2 separate regions of the Homo sapiens genome follow, and region 1 is linked to region 2. A link is an interaction called in ENCODE POLR2A ChIA-PET data of the cell type or tissue named here. Cell type or tissue: IMR-90. All regions are shown on one strand. Links, peaks and the distances in the headings refer to the core of each region. The heading gives the core; the rest is flanking DNA. Region 1 has its middle 94 kb from the start of LINC02199. Region 2 overlaps SEMA5A (semaphorin 5A).

Region 1 (10,989 bases), core at 3,192-5,691, 140 kb after region 2:
TTTTCTATTTTTATTGCATTGTGGTCCAACAGTGTGCTTGGTATGATTTTGGTTTTTCTGAAGTTCATAAGAATTGCTTTATGCCTGAGCATATGGTAATTCTTAGAATATGTGCTTTGTGCCAAGGAGAAGAACGCATATTCTGTTGGTGTTGGGTGAAGTATTCTGTAAATCTATGTTAGGCCTATTTGGTGTTGAGTTTAGTTCCACATATCTTTGTTTGTTTCCTGACTCGATAATGTGTTATACTGTCACTGGGGTGTTAAAGTATCCCACTATTATTGTGTGGTTATGCATATCTCTTCATATGTTTCTAAGAAGTTGTTTTATGAATCTTGTTGCTCCAGTGTTGGGTGTGTACATATTTAGGATAGCTAAGTCTTCTTGCCAAATTGAACCATTTATTATAATGTAATGCCCTTCTTTGTACTTTTTGATCATTGGTAAAGCCTGTTTTGACTGAAATAAAAATAACAAACTCTTCTCTTTCTTGTTTTCCATTTGCTTGATAGATCTTTCTCCATTCCTTTATCTTGAGCATATAGATGTCCTTACATGTGAAATAGGTTTCTGGAAGACAGTATACCATTGGGTCTTGCTTCTTTATCCATGTTGCCACTCTAGGCTTTTCAAACGGGTCATTTAGTGTAGGGGTGGGTTGCCCCTCCACACCTGTGGGTGTTTCTCGTAAGGTGGAATGAGAGACTTAGGAAAGAAAAAGACACAGAGACAAAGTATAGAGAAAGAAATAAGGGGACCCGGGGAACCAGGGTTCAGCATATGGAGGATCCCGCCAGCCTCTGAGTTCCCTTAGTATTTATTGATCATCTGTGGGTGTTTCTCAAAGAGGGGGATGTGTCAGGGTCACAAGACAATTGTGGGGAGAGGGTCAGCAGACAAACACGTGAACAAAGGTCTTTGCGTCATAGACAATGTAAAGGATTAAGTGCTGTGCTTTTAGATATGCATACACATAAACATCTCAATGCTTTACAAAGCAGTATTGCTGCCCGCAGGTCCCACCTCCAGCCCTAAGGCGGTTTTTCCCTACCTCAGTAGATGGAGCATACAATCGGGTTTTATACTGAGACATTCCATTGCCCAGGGACAGGCAGGAGACAGATGCCTTCCTCTTGTCTCAACTGCAAGAGGCATTCCTTCCTCTTTTACTAATCCTCCTCAGCACAGACCCTTTACGGGTGTCGGGCTGGGGGACGGTCAGGTCTTTCCCTTCCCACGAGGCCATATTTCAGACTATCACATGGGGAGAAACCTTGGACAATACCTGGCTTTCCTAGGCAGAGGTCCCTGCGGCCTTCCGCAGTTTTTGTGTCCCTGGGTACTTGAGATTAGGGAGTGGTGATGACTCTTAAGGAGCATGCTGCCTTCAAGCATCTGTTTAACAAAGCACATCTTGCACCGCCCTTAATCCATTTAACTCTGAGTTGACAGAGCACATGTTTCAGAGAGCACAGGGTTGGGGTAAGGTTATAGATTAACAGAATCTCAAGGCAGAAGAATTTTTCTTAGTACATAACAAAATGGAGTCTCCTATGTCTACTTCTTTCTACACAGACACAGTAACAATCTGATCTCTCTTCCTTTTCCCCACAATTTAGCAAGTTTACATTCAAGGTGAATGTTGATAAGTGAGGATTTCATAGTGTCATTGTGTTGTTAGCTTGTTGTCATGTAAATTCGATTATATAATTGTTTGATAGTGTCAGTGGGCTATGTACTTAAATGTATTTTTGTGGTGGCAAGTATTGGTCTTTCATTTTCAGGTTTTGCATGCCCTTAAGGACCTCTCATAAATGTAATGCAGTTGTGGTGGTAATGTATTCCCTTAGCATCTGCTTCTCTGAAAAGGATTTTATTTCTCTTTTGCTTATGAAGCTTGCTTTGGCTGGATATAAAATACTTGGTTGGAATTTTCTTTCATTAAGGATGTGGAATACAGGCTGCCAGTTTCTTCTGGCTTTTAAAGTTTGTGCTGAAACATCCACTCTTAGCCTAATGAGCTTCAATCTGTAAGTGATCTGCTCCTTCTCTGTAGCTGCCTTTAAATAATTTTCTTCCATATTTACCTTGGAGAATCTGATGACTGTGTACTATGGGGATGGTTGTACTGTATAGTATCTTGCAGCAGCAGTTCTCTAAATTTTATGAATTTTCATGTGGACCTCTCTAGTGAGGTTGGGGAAATTTTCATGGACAATATCCTGAAATATGTCTTCAAGTTGCTTGCTGTCTGTCCATCTCTTTCAGGAATGCCAATGAATCATAGGCTTGACATCTTTATATAATTCCATATTCTTGGAGGTTTTGTTCATTTAAAACATTTCTTTAATTTTTTTCTGCCTGTATTCATTCAAAGGAATGGTCTTTGAGCTCTGAGATTCTTTTCTCAGCTTGTTCTATTATGTTATTAATGCTTCCAGTTACATTATAAAATTCATTTAGTAAATTTTTTATTTTCACATTTTAGTTTCTTTCTTTCTTTCTTAAAATGGCTATGTCTTTCAACTTTCAGATTGTTTTACCATTTTCCTTGGATTGGGTTTCAATCTTTTCCTGTATCTTGTCTAACTTTCTTGCCATCTAGATTCTGAATTTTATGTCTGTCATTTCAGTCTGGTTAAGAACCATTGCTGGGTAGTTAGTGTGGTCATTTGGAGGTAGGAAGACACTCCGGATTTTCAGAGTTGCCAGAGTTTCTTCACTGATTCTTTCTCATCTGTGTGTTTCTTTAATCTTTGAAGTTGCTATTTTTTGTTTTTATATTCTTTAATGACCTTGAGAGTTTGATTGTTGTACAAGTTAAGTTTGGTCTGTTGGCTTCATTTCTGGATGTGTTCATGGGGCCAAAGTTCAGCTCAACATTCTTGGACTACATGCTCTGACCCTGGGGCAAGGGTTAGAAACTTTTGTTTCTGGCCCCTTGAGGTCAAGCATCTGCTGTGCTGGAGGGGCTGAGATGTTCCCATGACAACACTCTGACAGGGGCTTCTGGCAAAAGTGCACAGGCAGGGGATTGGTGCCTAAGACATGGATGAGTATGCTCTAACAGGGAAGTGTTGGGGGAAGGTGAGTGCTGCCTGAAAGTGCACAGTGGCACAGCGGCTGTGAGCATGTGCATGCTGGTGGGCTAGTGGTAGGTCCACAAGCACATGCATATCAGCAAAGTGATGGATTTTCATATGCATGTGTGTGCCTGCAGTGCAGCAGGGGAAGGCTGTGGGCAAGTATGTCAGAGGGGACTGTCTGCAAAAACACTATAATAGGAAGGTGGGGTTTTCTGGCAAATGAGCTATGGTGGTGGTTGTGGGTAAGTATTTGATAGGGCAGCTGAGGCTGCACTGCAGGCAGGTACAGGTAGGCAGGGACTCTAGATAAGGCCAGCATACAGAGGGGCATTCAGATCAGACTAACCTCATCCTGTGGCAACACAGCCCTGCTGTCTCCAAGACAAGCAGCATACAAAGGCTAAAGCTACCTGGAGGAGTATGGTAAGCCTTAGGCAACGGGCACCCATGGTCATGCTCCACTGCAGCCATTCCCATGTCAAATCCTCTGCATTCCATGCATACTGGACCTCTGTCTTTGCCATCTCTGAACTATTCTCCTTGCCAACTTAAATGTCCATGGGGGTTGTTGGGTCTTCTGCGCTAGGATCCCAGAGGTCCGTGGCGAGAGTGGGCCACTTCACACGTATTTCACTCACCCCTTGCCTAGGAAGGGCTCAGGGCCAGGAACGAGTTCTAGTGCTTAGCAACCCACTCCGGGCTTTCAGTTCCCTACCCTTTTAGTCCAGGGTCTATGTCCTCCTTGTATACACTCTGAATGTCTTCTTTCCAAAGATCTGTTTGGAATGAAATGCCACACTTTTAAACTGAAGTTTTCTTGGTTGGCCAATCTACTCATATAAATTTTTTACCAAATGTTTTGGGCTGAATGGAAAAAACAAGTGTTATTGGCAACAACTTGAAATTCAGTTTTAGAAGGCTTGATCACACCTAATTCCAAATATTTCATTATGGTTTAGGAATCCAATTGAAATCCATTTCTTCTGCATGAAGGCAATAACTAGATGATAGTCCTGTCTAACGTAATGCTACTGCCTTGTTATTGTGATTTTCAGGATTTTAAGTGTTAGGGATTTTAGATTTTAGGAATTTAGACTTTGGAGAATGTTGATTTTAGAGATTTTTGAATTTTCAAAATTTCAACATTCCTGATTATGGTATTAAGGATTGTTTTCCAGGATTATACTACAAAGGCACATTTACCTCACCAGAAAAAAACAAAAACAAACAAAACAAAACAAAAAACAAAGAAACACTGTGAGCAGATCATAATTCCAAATATAAGCTTAAGTTTCCCAGTTGCTCAAAGTATGGTTTTTATTTTTATTGTCTAGCAGAGAAAAGATTCTTAGAGTGATTATGCTCCAGTGATTTATACTTCTTAGTTTGGCTGCTTTCCTCCTGACATGGGCAGGTTCTCAGTGAAGGCAGGTGGCTCTCCAGAAAGCTTTTCATCACCAGAAGGCTCAGAAACTCTGTAGGTGGGGTTTTCACTTTAGGGGGAGATCCATATGAAGTTTGTATGTGCTTTTCACTTGGAGAAAGGTGAGCCCCTCCAGGGCTCAGCCAGGCCAGGGCCTGGTGTGGCTGATAGGGACTGAGTCATCACAGACTGCTACAAGAAGGTGGAGCCACATGGACGCAGGTGGGACTTGAGGGAATCCAGTAGGAGGTAACAGATCCAGGCCAGCATCAGCTAGCCAGGTCCCAACTAGTCAAAGGGAAGGAGATAGCAGAGGGCACACTTGTGGCAACTAAATAATAAAGCAGGTGGATTCATTTTATGTAGTCAAGCATTAGTTCTCAGGCTTTACAGAGTAGTGAATGGCCCCAGAGACATGGTTGAAATTATGACCCAGGTCTGGTGAGGCCAGGATCCAGCATTTCCCACTGTCTTTGCCATGCCTATGCCTTGAGGATGAGTCCTGGGGACATTAGGGCTACAGAAGCAACAGCTGTGAGATGCAAGGTGAATGACAGACAGAGATTTCCCAGCCTAAGCCAGCAGTTAGGATCCCTTAAAGAGCCAGAACCCTGAGAAAATACACAGTGCAGTGTGGTGTGTGTGGAGACGGCGGGTCATTTAGGGGAGCCATGAGGGAGTGTGGAGCACATATCTTCAGATACGAAATTTGAGAGTATGTCTGAGGCTGGAGGCCTCAGCCTTGTGCTGAGATGCTTGCTTAATACCATCTGTAAAGACGAGCTCACTGAGTTATTGTTATCTTAAAACTTTGGAAAAGGAGCTAACACTCTTCATGTAATAACTGCCAGGCATTAAAATAGGTATCCTGAACCTACTCTTCTTGTTCTTTAGAGATGTAAAAGGAGTGATGGAGCCAAAGTCAAGGATTGGAAAACTTCTCAGATGTCTTTGTGTAAACTGGGCTGAGAGGGAATGATTGGAATCAGAGAAGCTGGTGGGGTGGGGGGTGGAATGAACTGCTTCTTCCAGGCAAGGAGTGGAGAGAGCTGGGAAGAGACACCAAGGAACTGGGGCCCAGTCCATCTGAAGACAACACAAAAACAGTCTTCCTCAGTCCAGATTTCTGCATATTTCTCTTGTTCAACATTTAGATTTCATAATTGTAGATAAAAAGATTGTTGTATTCTCATGGACATTGGGGATTGATGAGAGATTCATACTGCACACTCTGCAGCCCTCCTCAGATCAATATTGTCCTCAACAGAGCCCATCAGGAACAGAAAAGCACCCAGCAAACTGACAGATCCACCCAAGTAGGAGATATTGAAAGCATCACAGACTTCACTATTATGTAAGACAATTGCGTTGCTTTGACTAGCTATTAATAAAATCAGTAATTCTGAACTTCATTGAGAAACAATGTCATGTCTGTGATAGGATGAACTAGTAAAAAATTCAAGGCTTTCCTTCAGCCTGAATAAAGCCATGATTCATTGGCCCCAATACTGTTTGTGAAGCCCAAAAGTTGGATCTACAATAATGCTAATATTTTACATGTAGCACATTTACAATTTTCTGCCATACCCTGAGTTATTTTTATTTGATTATATTTTCTATATATGCATATAGATTTATAATAGTGTGTAACTTTTAGGGTATGTTCCATTTGTAAACAAAACTTTTCCGAAGGGTTTATATCAATTTTTAGACTGTTACACACCCACAAGAAGTTGACATAATAAGGAAATGAGGCAAGGATAAAAATGCAAATGCCCAAATAAAAAAGGGCCAATAGCTACCTTGAAAAAGAATCAAGCATTCTGGAATTTTAAAATGCAAAGTCCTATTTCTCAAAGAAGTCAAAATATCTTTGATTGCAGATAATATGATCCTATATATAGAAAACCCCATGGTCTCAGCCCAAAAGCTTCTTAATCTGATAAGCAACTTCAGAAAAGTCTCAGAATACAAAATTTATGTGCGGAAGTCACAAACATTTGTATACATCCACAACAGGCAAGCAGAGAGCCAAATCATGAATGAACTCCCATTCACAATTGCTACAAAGAGGAATACAGCTAACAAGGAAAGTGAAGGACCCCTTCAAAGAGAACTACCAATCACTGCTCAAGGAAACCAGAGAGGACACAAAGAAATGGAAAACTATTCTATGCTCTTGGTTAGGAAGAATCAATATCATGAAAATGTCCATACTGCAAAAAGTAATTTATAGATTCAATGCTATTCCCATTAAACCACCATTGACATTCTTCACAGAATTAGAAAAAAAACTATTTTAAAATTCATATGGAACCAAAAAAAGAGCCCATATAGCCAAGACAATCCTAAGCAAAAAGAACAAAGTTGGAGGCACCCCTTCCTGTGTCCAAGTGTTCTCATTGTTCAATTCCCACCCATGAGTGAGAACATGCGGTGTTTGGTTTTTTGTTCTTGTGATAGTTTGCTGAGAATCATGGTTTCCAGCTTCATCCATGTCCCCACAAAGGACATGAACTCACCCTTTTTTATGGCTGCATAGTATTCCATGGTGTATATGTGTCACATTTTCTTAATCCAGTCTATTATCGATGGACATTTGGGTTGGTTCCAAGTCTTTGCTATTGTGAATAGTGCTGCAATAAACATACGTGTGCATGTGCCTTTATAGCAACGTGATTTATAATCCCATATACCCAGTAATGGGATGGCTAGGTCAAATGGTATTTCTAGTTCTAGATCCTTGAGGAATCACCACACTGTCTTCCACAATGGTTGAACTAGTTTACACTCCCACCAACAGTGTAAAAGTGTTCCGATTTCTCCACATCATCTCCAGCACCTGTTGTTTCCTGACTTTTTAATGATCGCCATTCTAACTGGTGTGAGATGGTATCTCATTGTGGTTTTGATTTGCATTTCTCTGATGGCCAGTGATGATGAGCATTTTTTCATGTGTCTGTTGGCTGCATAAATGTCTTCTTTTGAGAAGTGTCTGTTCATATCCTTTGCCCACTTGTTGATGGGGTTGTTTGTTTTTTTCTTGTAAATTTGTTTGAGTTCTTTGTAGATTCTGGATATTAGCCCTTTGTCAGATGAGTAGATTACAAAAATTTTCTCCCATTCTGTAGGTTGCCTGTTCACTCTGATGATAGTTTCTTTGGCTGTGCAGAAGCTCTTTAGTTTAATTAGATCCCATTTGTCAATTTTGTCTTTTGTTGCCATTGCTTTTGGTGTTTAGACATGAAGTCCTTGCCCATGCCTATATCCTGAATGGTATTGCCTAGGTTTTCTTCTAGGGTTTTTATGGTTTTAGGTCTAACACTTAAGTCTTTAATCCATCTTGAATTAATTTTTGTATAAGGTGTAAGGAAGGGATCCATTTTCAGCTTTCTACATATGACTAGCCAGTTTTCCCTGTGGGGTGGGAGAAGGCGGGAGGGAAAGCATTAGGAGATATACCTAATGTAAATGACAAGTTAATGAGTGCAGCACACCAACATGGCACATGTATACATATGTAACAAACCTGCACATTGTGCACATGTACCCTAGAACTTAAAGCATAATAATTAAAAAAAAAGAAAAACATCAGACAAAACCAAATTGGGGGCAATCTACAAAATAACTTGAGGAGTACTTCTCAAAGCTGAAGAATAAACAGGGTAAGTCTTAGAAACTCTCACGAACCAGAGACTAAGGAGATATGATGACTAAATGTAATGCGGTCTTCTGGATATAGGATCTTGGAAAGAAAAAGGTCATGAGACAGAACTAAGTATGGAGCTTAGTCAATAGTAATGTACCAGTGTTGGTTTATTAGTTGTGACAAATAAGACTATAGCAATGTAAGATATTAACAATAGGGGAACTGGGTTCAGCGTGTATGGCAATTGTTTGCACAACCTTTGTAACTTTTATGTAAATAAAAAACTACTCTAAAAAAAAAAAAGCTGGACGCATCTTGCTACCAGACTTCAAACGATACTATAAGACTGCAATAGTCAAAACAGCATTGTACTGGTACAAAAACAGACATATAGACAAATGGAACAGGATGGAGAACTCAGAAATAAGATAGCATATTTATAACCATCTGATATTTGACAAATATGGCAAAAACAAGCAATGGGGAAACGATTCCCTGTTTAATAAATGGTGCTAAGAGAACTGGCTCTCTAGTTGCAGAAAATTGAAACTGGACCTGTTCCTCACGACTTATACAAAAATCAACTCAAGATGGATTAAAGACTTAAATGTAAAACTCAAAACTATAAAAACCCTAGAAGAAAATCTAGGCAATACCATTCAGGATGTAGGCATGGGTAAAGATTTCATTAAGAAATTGACAAAAGCAAAAACAAAAATTGACAAGTGGGATCTAATTACACTAAAGTGCTTCCACACAGCAAAAGAAACTATCATCAGAGTGAACAGGCAACCTACAGAGTGGAAGAAAAATTTTGCAACCTATTTATCTAACAAAGGTTTAATATCCAGAATTTACAAGGAACTCAAACAAATTTACAAAAAAAAAAACCCATTAAAAAAATGTGGGCACAGGACATGAACAGACACGTCTTGAAAGAAGACATTCATGCAGCCAACAAACCTATGAAAAAAGCTCAACATCACTGATCACTAGAAAAATGCAAATCAAAACCACAATCAGATACCATATCACACCAGTCAGAATGGCCATTATTAGAAAGTCAAGAAACAACAGATGCTGGCAAAGTTGCAAAGAAATAGGAACATTTTTACACTGTTAGTGGGAATGTAAATTAGTTCAACCATTGTGGAAGATAGTGTGGCGATTCCTCAAATATCTAAAACCAGAAATGCCATTTGACCCAGCAATTCCGTTACTGGATATATAATGAAAGGGATATAAGTCATTTTATTACAAAGATGCATGCACACGTATGTTTACTGCAGCACTATTCACAACAGCAAGAACATGGAATCAACCCAAAAGCCCCTCAATGATAGACTGGATAAAGAAAATGTGGTACATATACACCATGGAATACTATGCAGCCATACAAAGGAATGAGATCATGTCCTTTGCAGGGACATGGATGAAGCTGGAAGCCATTATTCTCAGTAAACTAACACAGGAACAGAAAACCAAATGCCACATGTTCTCACTTATAAGTGGGAGCTGAACAATAAGAACATATGGACACAGGGAGGGGCACAACACACAGTGGGGCCTGTCAGGAGGAGGGAGAGCATTAGGAAAAATAGCTCATGTATGCTGGGCTTAATACCTAGATCATGGGTTGATGGGTGCAGCAAACCACCATGGCACACATTAACCTATGTAACAAACCTGCACATCCTGCACATGTACCCCAGAACTAAAAATAAAATAAAATAAATAAATATAAATAAATACAAATAAAATGCAAAGTTTTATTTCTCCATCACCAAGTTCGTCAAGGCAAAAGAGAGTAAAACCACACAATGTTGTTTATTGCAGTCCTTCCGTCTGTTTACCTTTAGTAGAATTACCAAAAAAAACCCACAAATTTTCTGAGATAATTGAAAAAAAATTTAAAGCCTTAAAAATTTGTTTTGCATTTACTCCACTTATGAAACACAGCAGAACTCCACGGAGTGTGTGGTGAAAAAGAAAGACAATGATAATCCCATTCGAATGGCATCCCTTGCTTGGTTTTTGGCTCCAATAACTTACTAGAGCATGGTGCTTTGAGGACAGAAGAATCAAATCTAGGGTGGAGAAGAAATGAAAACATTTCTTGGGCATAGCTGCAGGAAGTAACTGGTACCCTACATGCAGCTGTCTGAGCTGTGTATTGGGAGAAAAGAGATAAATGAGTGAGTTGGGGAGTAGTAATGAAGAAATAGAACAAATGTAGGCAAGTTTTTGGTGGAAAATAAGGGACATGGGTGACTGGAGAAAATGTTTTTTGGATATTTAAAAAGTCATTTTTTAAAAAATGGGAGATTCTTGAGCATTTTAAAATGCTGATGAGGAAACGAAGAGGGTGAGGTTGAATATAGATCAGGAAGAAGATAATTGCTACATCAGGGCTCCCGAAACTCGAGAAGGTTTTGGGATAAATGAGCCCCAGTGCACTTGAGGAGAATGTGGGCTTAAGTCAGTAGCACCTGTTCCTAGTTGACAGGAGGAAAGAAAGATATAATTAATGCAAGTAAAACTAGATGTGTACAATTAGTGAAAAAAAATCTGAGATAGATTCAGTAATGGTTAAACTCCCAGAGGTGGTAGAAATAGGGCTTCTGCAGAATTCGAGGTGGAATTTTAGGAGAGTAGAAAATATTAGTATTTGTAATAATCTGCAGAGAATGGGAAAGTTATTTGTTTATAGTTTGGAGACAAGTGAATTGGAAGGGAGTGAATTTATATTTCATTCTGAGGTGCAATTGTAATCTAAAGACATCTGCACATTTGCCATCTTTACTGTAAAATATTTTTCAAAATCATACATT
Region 2 (10,989 bases), core at 5,641-8,140:
AACTTTTATTAAAGGGGCTAAGATTTCTCTAAGGTTTTCCTTTTGTTAGCAATGATATTCCACTTTTAGGGCATGGATAATTTAGGCAGAATTGATTGCTCAAGGTAACTAAAATGCTGTATGTGTTGCAATTCTAGTGCCATGATCAAGGAAGACAATGGCACCTGTATATGAAACAAGTCAGTCTGTCAGACAGAGAGTCCTGAATCAGGTGGTTAATGGGGTTGGCCAGAGTGACAATTACTGTGTGCTAGTGTTATGTAACACTAAGTCCCTCTTGCATCTTAACTCCTTTCATAAGTAGTTGGTGTGAGGCTGATGGCACTTCCACATGTCTTCCTTAAACTTCATGGGTTTATTTTCACCATTGGTGTCTGAGAATTCTCAGGAGGAATCTCAGCTTCTTGCACATGGTATAGATGTTCCAACAGTGATAACTGAAAGATGGATGGATGGATGGATGGATGGATGGATGGATGGATGGATGGATGAATGGATGAATGAATGGAAAACCTGATATTTTGATTATCATAACTGTGTTGTAAATAGAAAGTATCACTTAGGCAACACTACATTGACTTTTAGTTTCAAACATGTACGTGTTTAAATTATGGTACTTAGGTCATTATCCATAAGTTCTGGCAGGAAATATTCATGCAGTAATAAGAATCTAATTAAATAACCTGAGTTATTTTTTAAAGTCATTTAAAATCTGAATTTAAGAGGAACATAATTAATTTCCCATAGTAAATTGGCCAATAAAAGAACAAAAAATGCAGTTCCTTGGGATTTAAATTGTAGGAAAGTGATGCTGATAACACATTCATATTTTCCAAAGCCCAGATCCATTAAATGATGAAATCCCAGCACAGAGAGCCAAGAAAACACCCAAGAGTTCCAAATATTTGCATACAATGAAATGAAATGTCACAGGGACGTTGACCATAGCTGTGCATGTTCCAAATACATCATTCATGATGTGAGAACTTTAGATTAAATAAATGTTTCTACTACTATCTTTTAGAGCAGTAAATCTTAACTACTTATTTACAGAATATGAGCTGATAAAAAGACAGCTTCATGTAAACTCTGATAAAATCATATTTAGAAGATAATTTTCCTTTGGATGAGCACAAATGGAGTAAAATGATACCCCTAGAAACTTGGATGCAAGTTAAATTGAAACTTATTTTACCAGTTAGATAAATGCACCCTGCTGTGGATATTCCTAGTAGGATAATTATGGGGTATTGTGACCATCTGCATTTTCTAGGAAGAAAGGATGATTTCTCCAGTGGTCATTTTGGAGAATCCCTGATGCTTTTGTGGTCTGCATCTGATATTTGCTTCCAGGGCTCCGTGTAAAGATGCCATATAGAACAGGCTCTATGCTAATCACTATAAACACATTATCTCACTTAACACTTCAAAATTAGCATTGTGGATGACTTTCTTTCTATCCCATTTTATAGATGAGAAAGTGGAGGAACTAGGTTAAGGATTGAAGGGAGTAGAACCCCTGGGCAGACCTTGGTGGGCTCTCCTGCTTATAACACAGAACAATGAACTTGGGAGTGAGCAGAGAGCATCACAGTTTAGACTGATTAGCCCGCTTCTGAGTGAACTCAGAGAAGAAAATTGTTTTCAAGACATCAACCCTAATGAAGAATCAACTCTTTCTGTCTTAGGTAGTCACTGGAAACTCAGTTACCTACCAACAGTGTTAAAGGAGGTGGATATTTTAGACAATTTTCCCCATTAAAATACAGAATCAATGGGCTAAGGATTTTATGAACATAAGACTCCATCCTCAATCTTTTGAATTCTGTTTACATTGGGCAGAAGAAGGGTAACTTCTATACAATTTCAAAACAGTAGGGATGCACCCCTATTTTCAGTTTTTAAATCAGTAAATCGATTGTAGAATCTGTCATACAACAATGAAATTCTCACATCTTTTGAGAACTTGTTTGATTCCAGATAGCATTCTCCCTGGCAGCATTTGCAAGAAGCTCTTGAGAAAAAGGGCTCCAAGAGCAGCTCTGATCACTCATTTGGAGAAACCCATTTAACTTTCTTTAACCCAAGACTTCTCAGTTTTTCCTGACAACAGATGCTTTTCCTGTAGCACTCATTAGTACCCTGTGGAGTCGCCTTTTAGGAAAAACTCTTCCCTGGAAGGAATAGAACACCGCTTTAAGTTCTGTGAATTCTCTTAAAGCAGAAGATACTTACTCAACACATTTCCCTCAAAAATAGTGGACTGAACTTCAGAGTTTTAATGGAATTGTTAAAGTTGAAGTACAAATTGTCAACACATGCATAGTTCATCACTATTCTGGAGAGTTAAATTCAAAAATATGAGTTCTGAACAGTATCAGGCACCTTAAAATAACATGAATTGTAACCACTGGCCTCACCTTCCTAGATAACTTGCAGGACTTTCATCAACACCTCAAATTGCCTATGTACCATTAATAATAAGTAATGGTCATCTTTTTTAACTGAAACTTTTTCATGAGAAAGCATTGGAGAAATATCATAGCGAGAGGATAATGAGTCTTCCATTTGGAAAATTCCTTGCCAGTGGGAAACTGGATGTATATATCTCTATCTATGTCTATATATAGATATATACACACATATGTATGTATATACACATACATACATAAATGTATATTAGGGTTTTATTGCTAGGTAATAAATTAGCACAAATTCAGTTGTTTAATACTACATGTATTTATTATCTGATCATTCAGTGAGTCAAAGTCTGGGAAAATTCAAACTGTGCCCTCAGCTCAATGTCTCACAGGCTGAAATTGAGGTGTTGGCCAGAGCTACAGTCTTTTCTGTGGCTCAGGGTTCTCACTGAGTGTTTCAAGCTCACTGGGTATTTGTAGGATTTAGTTGCCTGTAGTTTTAGGACTGAGATCTTGTATTTCCTGCTGGCTATAGGCTAGAGGGTGGCGTTCTCTGCTCCTAGGCTGCCCTTAGTCCTAGCCATATGGGCCACTCACCACAAGGCAACTTCCTTCTTCAAAGCCAGCAAAAGAAAATCTCTTTCTAGTAAGGTACGAGGAGGTTGTGGATTATTGTAACCTGATTAAGAGGGTGACTATCCCATCATCTTCACAGGACCCACCAACACTCCAAGAGAGAAGATTATGCAGAGCATGACACCCAGGTGGTGGGAATCTCGGGGTTTCTTAGAATTCTCCCCACCATAGGTGTGTGAGTGGGTGCTTCCTATCAGAGGGCCCCTCAGATCAGAGCTGCGTTACAATGAAGGAGTCAGGGTGCAGGTGATGGAAGAAGATGGACCAGCTGCTCTGAAGGCTCTAAGCAGGACTGTTCACCTGTGGACCCTGAGGACACACAACACCACATGCCTCATGAAATACAAGAAGACTGAGTAGTGCAAACTACATCGTTACCCCTGAGTCTTTGTGGAGGTCTTTAGTAGTTTTACCAATTGAGTAAAACAATAGAAGATGCTACAATTGTTTCATCCTAAGTTCATTCAGTTTTTTTTTTTTTTAATTTAAGAGTTCTGGGATACATGTGCAGAACGTGCAGTTTTGTTACATAGGTATACATGTGCCATGATGGTTTGCTGCACCCATCAACCTGTCATCTACATTAGGTATTTCTCCTAATGCTATACCTCCCCTAGCCACCCCCAACCGGCTCCCCTGTGTGATGTTCTCCTCCCTGTGTCCATGTGTTCTCATTGTTCAACTCCTACTTATGAGTGAGAACATGTGGTGTTAGGTTTTCTGTTCTTGTGTTAGTTTGCTGAGAATGATGGTTTCCAGCTTTATCCAAGTCTCTGCGAAGGACATGAACTCATCCTTTTTTATGGCTGCATAGTATTCCGCGGTGTATATGTGCCACATTTTTTAAATCCAGTCTGTCATTGATAGGTATTTTGGGTTGTTTCCAGGTCTTTGCTATTGTGAACAGTGCTGCAATAAACATACATGTGCATGTGTCTTTATAGTAGAATGACTTATAATCCTTTGGATATATACCCAGTAATGGGATTTCTGGGTCAAAAGGTATTTCTGGTTCTAGATCCTTGAGGAGTCGCTACACTGTCTTCCACAATGGTTGAATTAATTTACATTCCCACCAACAGTGTAAAATCATTCCCATTTCTCCACATCCTCTCTAGCATCTGTTGTTTCCTGACTTTTTAATGATCACCATTCTAACTGGCGTGAGATGGTGTCTCATTGTGTTTTTGGTTTGCATTTCTCTAGTGACCAGTGATGTTGAGCTTTTTTTCATATGTTTGTTGCCTGCATAAATGTCTTCTTTTGAGAAGTATCTGTTCATATCCTTCACCCACTTTTTGATGGGGTTGTTTGTTTTTTTCTTGTACATTTGTTTAAGTAAGTTCTTTGTAGATTCTGGATATTAGCCCTTTGTCAGATGGATAGACTGCAAAAATTTTATCCCATCTGTAGATTGCCTGTCCACTCTGATGATAGTTTCTTTTGCTGTGCAGAAGCTCTTTCTTTGTTATTTCTTGTCATCTGCTTGCTTTTGAATGTGTTTGCTGTTGCTTCTCTAGCTCTTTTAATTGTGATGTTAGAATGTCAATTTTAGATCCTTCCTACTTTCTCTTGTGGGCATTTAGTGCTATAAATTTCCCTCTAAACACTGCTTTAGCTGTGTCCCAGAGATTCTGGTACATTGTGTCTTTGTTCTCATTGGTTTCAAAGAACTTATTTATGTCTGCCTTAATTTTGTTATTTATCCAGTAGTCATTCAAGAGCAGGTTGTTCAGTTTCCATGTAGTTGTGTGGTTTTGAGTGAGTTTCATAATCCTGAGTTTTAATTTGATTGCACTGTGGTCCGAGAGACTGTTTATTATGATTTCCGTTCTTTTGCATTTGCTAAGGAGTGTTAGTTTTAAAAAGCAAAAAATTTTAAATGGCATCCAAATGATCTAGGAGAGGAAAATGGTATTTAAATTATTTGCCATTAATTTTCAGGTAAAAAGCAAGTTGGTATATATTTAAGCCATGCGATTCACATTTATTTTTATTTATATTTATAGTTTCTGTATTTATATTTTTTATATTTCTCAAAAGCTCAAAACTTAAAAATGTTAGATATCAATTTAAACAGAAAATATTAACTTATCATAGACTAATCATCAGGTCTTTGCAAACTATTTACTATTAGTGGCCTATGCTGCTGAATGAAGAGTTTTTAATGCAATATAAATTTTTATCAATGAGATGGTTTCCCAAGGACATGAGTATGGCTTTACCCTATGTCTGCCATAAGTACTCTATTATTCTAATTTTATTTTATATTTTCTTGCCAAAAAATGGAGCCAGTTTGGTCCTATACAAGTATGTTTATGTGTCTGTAACCATCCCATACAAATCCTATTATTATAGGCAGAATTTTTTTTTCTAAATTTTGTTTTTCTTATTGTTGCATATGTATGACTGTGTGTGTGTGTGTGTGTGTGTGTACATACCCAGCTGAAATTTTCTGGTCAGAAGGCAGACCAATATTTGCCACTTTTTTTTTTTGTCCTTCAAAGAATCTGGGGTAAATGTCCCCATGCATTATTGTAAAGGCAAATTCATGACAGTCCTGCTGAAACCTTAATCTTAAATAACACAGTCTCGCTTAGACTTTTGTTATGTATTCAATGCTTCCAAAGTTCCTCATAAGAACTCTTAAAATCTGTACAAATTATCATCATGTTCTCAAGCACTTATAGTATGTTTAAACATTTTCCCCTTAAAAATGGAAGATTAGAAATAAAAGGCAGATGCCTCTGCTCAAGGTCACCGATTTCAATTGTTAGCTTGAGAAGGAAACGTTTCCCAAAGGACAGGCATTTGCTTCTATCTAAAAGTAGTTACTCCTCTCATTGCAAGATATTTGCTAGGAAAAAGATATCTGAATTCCTGGCTTTTGCTCTCAGAGAGTGAGAATTTAAAGGCATTACAGTGAGACAATAAAATAAATAGATGGATCTTCTCATTTGAGATGTAAGTTTATGGAAGCAAAATGCCCACAAATCACAGCCTCTGTAATAAAGATTTCCAGTGACAGCACTGATTTTCTTATTCTCCTGAGCTTTAGGCTGTTATAAAAAGGAATGCCTAAAATAATGGGTAAGGAGGAAAGGTAGTTCCATTTTTGTACGTACACGCACATATATATGTTGTGCACATACATACATCACTTTTGAGCAAGAAAGCAGAGGAGTATGTGTTTGCTTTTCTGCACTTAGAAGAACCCAGGTTGGCTACAGGTTGAAAGTGAATGCGGCCATTCAAAAGCCCCAGAGATTTTGGCTCAGTTACTCCCCACTTCGAGCCAGTGAGGGTGTCAGTTACCCAGGTGAGACCTGAAGTCGCATCCATCCCAGGCTTTGCCCTGGGGAAGCTCACATGCTTGGGAGACCGCCTTGCAAACAAGTGGCATAATAAAGGTTCATGATGCATGATAAGGTATGTAGAGAGTACTGTAGCTACTTAGAGCAAACCTGCAGAAATTCAGTTACTGCATAGAATAGTGGGATTGTGGATGATTTTCTACTTAGAAATGCTCACTTTTTGGTTACAATATTGTTTTCACATTTTTTCAAAACGTTTCTATTGCATTTTATTGTGATTCTATGACTAGTAAGAGTAGTGGAAAGAAACCAGGAATATCTAAAATATCTAAATCATTAACCTCTCCCCAGAGTAACTAGCGTATACTGAGTTTGTCTTTCGGCATTTTGAATATCGATTCTTTTCCCCTTCTATGAGCCAGATCCAAATACATGCACTGGGTGTTTATTTGGGATGGCTAAGTAAATCTAAAGCAAGGTTGTGGATTGCAAAGGCATTTTGGTGTTAGGAGATCAGCTTCTCTATCCTCTTATATGGCCTTTGTTGGGAGGTATTACAAGCATTTAAAGATGTTTTGCAGAGGATTGGATGGTGAGTAAGTAAGAAACAGTCCTGGAAGCCAAGTTCTCCTAAGTTACCCTGTGACTCCCACACTTCTCCAAATCCCATGGAAGGTGATTGTATGATAACTTCCTCATGTTCAAAGGCCTGTGCCAGCATGAAAAAGCACTGTGACCAAAGAAACTGATTAGAAGAGACATAAGTGATTTTAAAAGAATGAGGAACATGCACAGGCTACACACACACACACACACACACACACACACACACACACACAAAGATCGTAATGCATAGTCAATGCACTGGCTGGCTATGTGGTAGATAACAGTGTCATTTTGTGGACATATATGGTGGAAAGTGAAAATGAATGGATGGTGCATGCTTTATGAAGCATTTATCTACAAATACTGGTCATATTCAGTCCTAAATAAGCAAACATAAATGCCATGAAAAAAATTACGATGATTTTACTATATACAGGAATGTATAAACTCATAGTTGTTTTGGATACCATTTTTTATTTGTACAAATTTGTAGTGTACACATGAAATATTGTTACATGTATATAATGTGTGTGATCAAGTCAGGGTATTTAGGGTGTCCACCACCCAAGTACAATGCATTTCTGCTTAATTATAGTTACCCTACTCTGCTATCAAATACTGAATTTACTCCTTCTATCCAGCTGCATGTTTTTACCTTTTAATCCATTTCTCTTCATCCTCCTCTCTTTCTTCCACTTACCTTTCTCAAACTCTATTTACTATATTTCTCTACCTCCATGTGATCAACTTTTTTTGGCTCTGGCATATAAGTGAAAACATGTGATATTTGTGTTTTGGGGCCTGAATTATTTCACTAAAGATAGTGACCTTCAGCTCCATTTGTGTTGCTGCAAATGACATGATTTCAAGATAATTTCTTTTTTTTTTTTTTTTTTTTGAGATGGAGTCTCACTCTCTCACCAGGTTGGAGTGCAGTGGTGCGATCTCGGCTTACTGCAATCTCCGCTTCCCGGGTTCAAGCAATTCTCCTGCCTCAGCCTCCTGAGTAGCTGGGACTACAGGCACGTGCCACCATGCCCAGCTAATTTTTGTATTTTTAGTAGAGACGGGGTTTCACCATGTTGACCAGGATTGTCTTGATCTCTTGACCTCATGATGCAACCGCCTCAGCCTCCCAAAGTGCTGGGATTACAGGCGTGAGCCACCATGCCTGGCCTGAAGATATAATTTCTAAATAGCAAAGAAGCCACCATGTATTAGAAAGAGGCTTGTTTTTCTGAGACCATACAGTTTTGTACCTCTATTGAGGTATGGTTGGCATACAATGCACTACATGTTTAAAATGATAAAATTTTGGTCAGTTTTAAGGTATTTATACATTCATAAAACCATTGACACAATAAAGGTAGTGAACATGTCCATCAACCCATTTCCTCATTTCCTTTTGCAACACCTCCCTGATACCCGTCCCAGTACTCCCTCATCTCAGATAAGCACTGATTGCTTTCTGTCTCTATGCATTAGTTTTCATATTCCCTAATGTTATATGAATAGAATTCTACAGTGTCACACCTTTTTTTTTTTGCTGGCTTTTTTATGTGCATAATTATTTTCAGATGCTTTGTTGTTTTGTATATTAAGAGTTCATTTCTTTTAATTGCTGATTAATATTCCATAAGATTATTCGTTTAGCTATCCATCTGCTGATGGCCATATGAGTTGTCTCCAGTTTCTTGTCTATTACAATTAAAGCTTTTGTGAACATTCAGGTACAAGTGTTTGTATGGGCATGTGTTTCATTTTCTCTTGGGTAAATATAGAGGAATGGAATGAGTAGGCTATGTGATATGTATACGTTTGACTTCTTAGGAAAGTATCAAACAGTTTTCAAATGGCTTGTGCCATTTACAATGCTATCAGCAGTGTATGAGATAGAGCAAACCTGCAGAAATGGAGTTACTGCATAGAAAACAGTGGGATTGTGGATTAATTTCTACTTAGAAATACTCAACTTTTTGGTTATAATATTGTTTTCACATTTTTTTCAAAACATTTCTATTGTATTTTATTGTGTTTTTATGACTAGTAAGAGTAGTGGAAAGAAACCAGGAATATCTAAAAATCTCTAAATCATCAACCTGTCTTCAGAGTAACTGGCATATACTGAGTTTGTCTTGTAGCATTCTGAAAATTGAGTCTTTTTCCGTTCTATGGACCAGATCCAAATACATGCACCAGGTGTTTATTTGGGGTGGCTGAGTAAATCTAAAGCATTGTGTCCTCCTCAGCATCTGATACTGTGACACGATTTTGGGTTTGGGGGCTTTTGTTTTTTCTGTTGTTTGAATTTTAGTCATTCTAATACATGTGTAGTGGTTTACTTGTGGTTTCAATTTACCTTTTTCTAAGTTTACATACGCTTGTTTTGCCATCACATATCTTTGTTGAAATGCCTATACATATCTTTCAGCAGTTTTTCTATTAGTTAGTTTTTATACTCTAGTTTTAACTTTTAAAATACATAATGGGTGCAAGTCTTTTTATCAGATACATGATTTGCAAATACTTTCTCTCAGACTATATAGCTCATCATTAATTTTCTTAACAGTGATCCTTAAAAGGCAGAAACTTCTTATTTTGATTAATTCATTTTAATTGTTTTTTTTATTTTATGGATGGTGCTTTTGGTATTTTATTTAGAAAATTTTTGCTTAACCTAAGACCCCACAGGTGTTCTCATGTGTTTGCTTCTAGGAGTTCTTTGGTTTTAGATATTGGGCTATGATCCATTTACATCAATTATCATAGATGGAACAAGTTATTGATCAAAATTCATGTTTTCACATGTGGATATTCAATTATTCCAACATCATTTTCAGAAGAGACTATGCTTTCTCCATTGAATTGCCTTTGCACATTTACAAAACAAACCAATAAGCCATAAACAGGTGGGTCAATTCCTAGACTTTCCATTCTGTTCTTTTGCTCAGTCTTTCTATCTTGATGCTTATACCACAGAATCTTGATTATTGTACCTTTATAATGAATCCTGAAGTTAGAAAGTATGTCTTCCTACTTTGTTCTTCCTTGCCAAAATATTTTGACTATTCTAGATAACTTTGTATTCCATATGAAATTTAGAATTAGCTTGTTAATTTCTACCAAAAATGCCTCCTGGAATTATAATTAGGATTGTAGTGATTCCATTTCCTTTCATTGTAAAAGTCATGCACATATTTTTTTGAGATTTAATCTTAAGTATTTTATGTTTTGATGCTACTATAAGTAGTGTTCTTTTAAAATTTTAATTTCTGGTAGCTTGTTGCTGGTGCATGGGAATGAAATAATATTTTATATTTACATTGATCTTGTGTTCTGCAGCCTTAATAAATTAATTTATTACTTCTAGTAGCTTTTTTTTGGTAGACTCCATAACAGTTTCTACATAGACAATCATATTGTATGAGAGTAAAAATATAATTATTTCTTACTTTTAATATGGATGACTTTCGTTTCTTTTTCTTTCCTGATTGCACTGGCTAGAACTTCCAGGATAATCTTGAATAAAAGTGATAAGGACAGACATCCTTGCCTTGTTTCTCATCTTAGGAGGAAAGCACACAGGCTTTAACCATTAAGTGTGATTCAGTCTGTAGGTTTTTAATAGATATCCTTCATGAGATTTAGGAAATTTATTTGAATTCCAAGTTGATTGAGAGTTCTTATAAGGAATTAATTTTGATTTTTATCCAATAATTTTTGCATCTATTGAGATTATTACATGAGTTTACTTCTATACAGTTCATATGATGAATTACGTTAATTGAATTTCAAATGATAACCCAGTCTTTCATTGATGACATGAAAGCCACTTGATCATGAGGTGTTAACCTTTTGATATATTTTGGGTTTGATTTCTTAAATTCTTTTTAAGAATGTTAACATCTACATTCATGAGGAATACTCATTCATGAGGAATAGAAAACTACATTCATGTAGTTTTCTTTCTTTCTGTCTTTGTCTGGTTTTGATATCAAAGTTGGCCTCATAGA

What was found. Peaks named below come from ENCODE experiments on the same cell type or tissue, not always from the same donor. Only the 100,000 strongest peaks of a DNase experiment are listed, where the experiment ranks them.
Region 1: POLR2A ChIA-PET joins it to region 2 with 9 read pairs; 2 of 35 experiments call an interaction of 5 or more read pairs at or near these places.

Annotation. Positions count from the first base shown.
Region 1 is chr5:8,928,366-8,939,354 of GRCh38, reverse strand. No RefSeq gene overlaps it. Among named protein-coding and RNA genes, the nearest start is that of LINC02199, 94 kb to the right of the region's middle. In IMR-90, for the core only: no CTCF peak of the experiment used is centred there; no DNase peak of the experiment used is centred there.
Region 2 is chr5:9,073,089-9,084,077 of GRCh38, reverse strand. The region is part of intron 16 of SEMA5A (semaphorin 5A); the gene reads left to right. Among named protein-coding and RNA genes, the nearest start is that of MIR4636, 25 kb to the right of the region's middle. In IMR-90, for the core only: no CTCF peak of the experiment used is centred there; no DNase peak of the experiment used is centred there; H3K27ac peaks cover 275 bases.